Regions from separate parts of the Homo sapiens genome. Here region 2 is linked to region 1. Evidence: chromatin contacts called from ENCODE Hi-C or POLR2A ChIA-PET data. All regions are on one chromosome and are shown on one strand. The core of a region is the stretch at or near the end of the contact, and the rest is flanking DNA. Distances in the headings are between cores, read along the strand shown. Region 1 overlaps SYNDIG1 (synapse differentiation inducing 1). Region 2 overlaps SYNDIG1 (synapse differentiation inducing 1).

The links. Hi-C counts contacts between places; a loop is a spot of excess contacts on that map. ChIA-PET counts read pairs that join two places held with the same protein, here RNA polymerase II (POLR2A). Pooled maps may share reads with other maps.
Region 2: a map of left cardiac atrium shows a loop between it and region 1 (4-fold over the local background). The contact joins two enhancer-like sites. A Hi-C loop is called at or near these places in 4 of 168 maps with a recorded cell type or tissue (heart left ventricle, heart right ventricle, left cardiac atrium and 1 more) and 2 of 50 pooled maps. POLR2A ChIA-PET finds 5 or more read pairs at or near these places in 1 of 52 experiments (K562).

What each region holds. Positions count from the first base shown.
Region 1 is chr20:24,501,741-24,505,250 of GRCh38, reverse strand. All of the region lies in intron 1 of SYNDIG1 (synapse differentiation inducing 1), which reads right to left. Among named protein-coding and RNA genes, the nearest start is that of SYNDIG1, 34 kb to the right of the region's middle. RefSeq lists enhancers at 539-1,038, 1,039-1,540. Within about 2 kb of position 1,415, at least 6 of the 41 ENCODE cell types and tissues checked have a DNase peak (open chromatin) inside an H3K27ac peak, as active enhancers do.
Region 2 is chr20:24,633,487-24,636,545 of GRCh38, reverse strand. The region is part of intron 3 of SYNDIG1 (synapse differentiation inducing 1); the gene reads right to left. Among named protein-coding and RNA genes, the nearest start is that of SYNDIG1, 170 kb to the right of the region's middle. RefSeq lists enhancers at 1,174-2,012, 894-2,093, 2,177-2,829. Within about 2 kb of position 1,610, at least 5 of the 41 ENCODE cell types and tissues checked have a DNase peak (open chromatin) inside an H3K27ac peak, as active enhancers do.

The sequences.
Region 1 (3,510 bases), core at 166-2,665:
TGCTTCCCAATGACTTCTCAATGACTCTTTGCCAGGTCCTCTCTTCAGCCTTTTCCAGCTCATCTCCCTGTAGCCCGCGGTGCCACCTACCTACCCTGTGCCGATGACCACTCAGCTAGCAAGCTGGACACGCACAGACCCTCTGCTGGCTCCTCACCCACCACGTCTGTGAACAGCCCTGCCGCGGCTCACCTGGCCTTGCCCCACACCTGGGATCTGTTCACCACCTCCTCCATGAAAATCAAAGCATCAACAAGTCCTACTGATTCTTCCCCCTTGTCACCCTGGACCAAGCTACCATCCTCTCACCCAGGCCACTTCAACGATTTCCTAGTTGCTTCCCCACATCCTTACTGGGCTATTGCAGCAGTCACAGGGTCTTTCAGATGGGGAACTGATTCTGTGACAGCTCTGCAGGAATTCTTCAGTGACCCAGCTCCCGGGGCACAGACCAAAGGCTTTTGCGTAGCTCATGAGAGCCAGCATATGCCAACCCCCGTTTAGTCTCCGTCTCAACTCTGACATCTCCCAACTCTCTATGTTCCCTCGTGACTGGCCTTCTTTGAAGTAGAAGCTGTTCTTCATGAGCTACAGATTTTAAAGTTTGGATCCGGATTCATTCTGAAGAAAACTGAAAACTAAGAACATCCATGCTCCACCACAGGGACAATACAGCCTCAGGTCCCAGCCCCCAGGCAGCCTCCGAGCCACAGATGGAGACCTAGAGCCAGGGTGAGGGTGGCATCCAGAGAGGGCCAAGGGAGCTCAGTCGGGCTTGTTTGGGCTTGGGTTTCCTTCGCTGCATCTCTGTCCTGTCTTTCCCTGTTTTCTTTCCAGGGGTTCCTTTAAGCCTTTTTGCTACGCATAGGGTCTCTTTATTATGTGCGACTTCATTGCTCCCCGGGCTACCTATGCCACAATCTACACTGCAGTGAAACAAGCCATCAGATAGCCACACCAATGAAAGTCCGCAAAGCATAAAACTGCTCTCCTGGCTGGGCGCGGTGGCTCACACCTGTAATCCCAGCACTTTGGGAGGCCGAGGCGGGCGGATCACGAGGTCAGGAGACCAAGACTATCCTGGCTAACACGGTGAAGCCCTGTCTCTACTAAAAATACAAAAAATTAGTCGGCGTGGTGGCAGGTGCCTGTAGTCCCAGCTACTCAGGAGGCTGAGACAGGAGAATGGCGTGAGCCTGGGAGGTGGAGCTTGCAGTGAGCCAAGATCATGCCACTGTACTACAGCCTGGGCGAAAGTGTGAGACTCCGTCTCAAAAAAAAAAAAAAAAAAAAACCTGCTCTCCCTGGATCCCACGGATCTGCTTTGTAAGCAGCAATCCTCATGAAATGTCTTCAATCCAGTCATTCAACAAGTCATGCCCGAGTACGCACCCTGCAGTAGGCGCTGGGGGTGGCAGGGAAGCAGCCAGAAGAAGCCTGTGTTCTTGTGAAGCTCACACTTGACCTAAAGATGAGAGGCAGATCATGAGCTCAATGAGTGAGTTCTGCAGATAAGAGCTGTAGGAAAGTTAGCACAGGGTCAGGGGGATTGGAGTGCCAGGGGGCTGAGATCATGAGCTCAATAAATGAGTTCTGCAGATAAGAGCAGTGGAAAGCTAGCAAAGGGTCAGAGGGACTGGAGCGCTGGGGGGCTGGGGAGGCATTCCCATTGGGGGATTTTGGGGGTGACGCTCATTGCTTCTATGAGAACTCTGCATCCCGTATCAGAGCAAAAGTAGACGAGCTTCTCCTGAGCCCCTGGTCTATTTTTACCGCGTGGACACTGTGAGTCATGCTGCTGATTGTGTCTCCCTCTCAGCACTGCTGCTGAGCACACAGCCAGCTCTAGACACCAAAATATATTTGAGGTGCTCACCTCCCTCTTGGTGTGATCTCATTTTTCCTGATCTTTTTCCTCCACCTTGTTAGGATCATCTGTGCATTTAGTTAGCTGGTTATATTGCCACCTGTCCGCCCTGCCTTGCGTGATAAGTACCGTGCAGAAGGAACGCATCCCCAGCTATATTTCCAGGCATTACAAGCCGCCTTCTGGCAGGGGACGCCTGCCTTCCCCCACAGTCCTCAGGAAGGAGCAACAGAGAAGAAGGAATGAGAAGAATGAGGGCACAGTCTGCTTCCCAAGCTCAGCTGAAGACCACAAAGCTTCTGAGACCCTGACCATGAATCTGTCCATTCACGCATCCCAGATAAAGGGCCCTTGAAACTTGGAAGTGTGATGGGCTTCATGCTATGACATCTTGAATGATCACTGAACATAATTGTGCCAAAGTTCGTATCTACTTAATTTCCCAGAGTTTAAAGCAGAATTAACATAAATGCAAAGACAAAACTCCCACGTCAGCGCTCTGCTTTCCAGACACGTCAGCAGGCACTGTATGAATCAGTACTGTCACTCTTCTCTTCTTCAGTGACCTTTGTATTTTATTTCCTTTAACAGAGAGGACAGCCCCAAGGCCTTCACACCATCCTAACCAGAAGCCAAATGGCAATGCACTTGGAGGATGTGCATTTGATCCAGAAAAGCAAATTAGCATGTTCTTAACAAAGATTTGAATGGGACATCCATGGAATGACACTAACTCTTAAAAATCACTAAAATAGCTTGCTTAAAAGTCACTGAAATAGCTGCCAGGGTCAAATAAATGATTGTTTCAAAGTCATTCTTTCCCAGAACTCTGCAGGGAAGATTCAAGGGTGAGGATTCTGAGAGATTCTGTCTCCCTGACATTCATTCCTGTCTGTGCCCGGGGTATGATTCATCCTGGAGAGGCCAGGACGATGCTCTGTGAATCAGAGCAGCACTGATGCACAGGCAGAGATGCTTCCCAAGAGACACTGCCTCCCACGTGACACTCCAAGCCCTGCTCGCCACTTGTCCTGGACAGGATTCACTTAGTGATGGGGAGAAAGCAGATGACGCAGAACAGGCCTGCTGCTTCCACAAGGCTATGACTCCTGCATCCAGGATGATGCCCAAGACCTCCCAGAAGCTGGCCCTGCGACGAGGATCTGAGTGCACTTGGGAGGTGGTTCCAGAAAGCACTGGGTAGGGGCAAGAAAGGTAGGGAACAGAAAGAAGGTGAGGGGTATGTGTGGTTAAGCCAGTTGCTGCTGCCAGTGGCTGGGGCTCAGCCCTGTGGGAACGTCTAGGGGACTGTATAGGACATTCACTCACAGCTATCAGGACAGGGGCATCTTCCCAGCAACGTCCTGCCCGCCACTGGCCAAGGGCTGCTCGTGGGCCATTCGTTCTCGGCCCTTAGCTTGCCCTGGCATGGGCAGAGCAGTCTCCCCTTGCTGGAAAAGAATCCCCAGGAAAAAGGCCACAGGTGTCAGCCAGAAGCAGCTCGGGGCCTGCAGAGGTGAGTGCCCAGTGGGTACACCTGGGGCACCGGCCTTACTTGCTCTGATGCATAAAACTCTCCTGGATGAGACACCACAAGTGGGTGCTTCTTTAACTCTGTAAGACAGAGTCTAGTGCATGACAGA
Region 2 (3,059 bases), core at 361-2,860, 130 kb before region 1:
GTGGCCAGCTTCTTTGTGTGCTATGTAAATGGCACACCTGGTCCAACCAATCTTTGGGCCCTATGTAAATCAGACACTGCCTCCTCAAGCCAGTCTATAAAACCCCATGTACTTTGCCATGGACTAGAAGACCCACTCAGGTGCCCCTCTCTCTCTGCAGGAGAGAGAGCTGTTCTCTTTTCTCTTTCTTTTGCCTATTAAACCTCCACTCTTAAATACACTTCTTGTATGTCCATTTCCTCTATTCCCTTGGCACGAGACAATGAACCTTGGGTATTTACCCCAAACAATGACGCAGCTTCAATAATAGATGAAAATCACTTCCAACTTATGCATGATGAAAAGAAGTTAAGCTTTCTCATGAAAATTGAAGTACCCTATTTGCAGCCCAGTCTCATATACCGGCAAATATGGATATAAACTTTCACCAAAAACTACATTTGATTGGAACATTGTTCATAGAGCCCCCCCAAAGTCCAGACAACAGTGAACAAGCAGTGTTGGAAAGACAGCTGGGTCAACGACAGTCATTGTTATGCAGGTATTTCATGAATGCTAAAGACAATAACTACAAAATTTCCAGAATATTGGAAAGTATTGTCAGTGAAAACATTGAGATACAGAAAGTGTGTTTACTCTCATGAGAATAAACTGGTGAGAGGGTCCCCACAGTGGTAGATGGCATGGTGACCGGGTGCTAGATGTGTGTGCATATGCAAATGGCTGAGTGTGGAGGAAACTGGAAGGGCAGTCGAGGTGGTTAACATAGGTTAACTGTGTGGCCGTGAGATCCACCCTCAACACAGAAGGGGAGAAAAGGGTGCTCTGAAAAACAAGAGGCATGTGTGAATAACTGCACTGTTACAAAACTACGTGTTTTGTGATGTGAATGTAATTGTAAAAAAAGCTTATAAAAAGGTACTCCTTTAGTCGGCCTCCTCATCAAGAAAAGTCTCCAGTTTAGAAACTTAAGTATTTAATAAGAAAGATGAGAACTGGAGGCAAGACCCAACCAGCACAGAGACCCTTGGTGTCCGCTGGGATAAGGTGCAATGTCCCTGAATCTGCAGTGAGCTTTTATCATAGCAATAGGTTCTCTTCTTTAGAATCACGGGCGGGAAATTATGCAAGATGACCAGGAATGAAGAGCGCGTTCGGAAAGGCAGAAAGTTATAAAATCTGTGAATGATAAGAGGAAGCTGCTTTGGTCAGAGGTTCTGTGAAGCATGAGGAGATAGGTGTAGAAATAAAAAGTTAGCAGTGGATTTTGTGACAGGACGATGGGGCTCTTCACTGCATGGTTTCTCCTCCTCTGCACACCCAATTCTTCGTGTGTTCATGAGTCACCACCGTGAAGCCAGCACCTGGGCCCACGGCCCAGCAGGAGACAAGTGAGGTCTTCACTGCCTTTCCTTCCCAAGTCTTGGAGGCTTCCCGCTGGCAGGGTGAGGAGTGGGCAGAAGCCCGTGCTGTCCCCAGCTGCGCCCCCTCAGAACAGGCAAGGAAAGCTGCTGAGTCACACTGCCAGGCTGCTCCTGGGGCTGCCGTGTGGGAGCTGCAGGATCCGATGATGCCTGGGAGACACTAGTGCAGGCTCTGTCTTCTGCTGAGTCACTGTGAGACACCGCACAACCAATGCTCAGCAGCTGTAAAGAACTGGACTGTAGTGCCCTGGAAGCTTCCCTCCAGCAACCACTGAAGATACTCCAGGACTCCTTTCTACAGCAAGAGGCACCACTGACAGCCAAGTCTGGCAGGAGGACATGTTTGCAGTAAAGCTCATGAACAGCAGACTAAAAACTGTGTCAGAAAAATAAGGTCTACAAATTAATAAAATGTGAACACCCAATACAAAATGGTAAATGTAGAACTAGAAATTTATACGGGAAATAAAAGCAGGAAAAAAAATAACACACATAAAGATGTTCAGCTTTATAGTAACCAATGAAACACAAACTGAAACTGACAATATCTTTTATTTTATCTATCAGATTGTTGAAAATGGAACACTGAGCTCAGGTGGGAAAGACAGGCATTCACATTTTGTTAATAGGAATGAAAACTGGTACGGACTTCTGGAGGAGAAGTTACAGTATGTAGCTAAATTTACATGTGAATAACCTTTGACTTGGTGGAATTTCACTTGTGGATATCCTATATTTGCAAAAGGAGAAGTTGAAAACAATTGATATGTCCATTTTTAGGGAAAACATTACTGTAATGAAATTATTGCAATTCATACATCAAAATGCTACAAAATCATTAAAAATGTCAATGCTGGTGTTTATATGCAGATACCAGAAGTATTTACATTATGTGAAAAAGCAAGCTGCATTGCACTTTGATGGTCTTCTACGTGTAAATCAAAACTGCCCACACACACATTGATAAAGGCACAGAAAGACGGGGTCCCCCTGGAGGAGGGGCTTTGAGAAAGGGGCATGGAGGAGAGGTTCAGTTTTCATGCTTTCTTTCTCCATTCTCTTCCTCCTCCTTCTGTTTTCCAAGTTGAGTACACTATATTTGAAAAGACAATGAATAAACAAATCCAGACATGTGTCTATGTGCTCTGCTGATAACGAAGGGAACCCCAGGCAGAGTTTGGCGGATGCAGGTGACCTGGGAGGGCAGGAGTGAAAAGGTGAGAGCGGCTGGTGCGGGTGTCACGTGCTGTGCCCACACCCCAACAACCCTGAACCACGGCCTCCCCTAGGTGCTGGGGCTCCTAACCAAGAGCCTGGTCCATTAGGACAGGCTGACTTCAGCATGTGTTACCTCAGGAGTCTCCACAGCAACCTCAGAGGGCATTCACACCCAGACTGCCAGCCCCGTCCCCAGAGCTTCCGAGTCAGCAGGTCTTGGGAGCTGACGAGACTTCACGATCCTAAAACGTTCCCAGATGACCCTGATGCTGCTGGTCCAGGGAACCAGCCCTTGCGAACTGGAAAAAAGGATGGAGGAATTGAATGCTGCCATTTCTTCCAGGGTGATCAACTAGAATCAAAAGGGGACCAACTTAGAGGGTTTCAACAAGGTTCTTTGGAACATTCCCCCCCGTG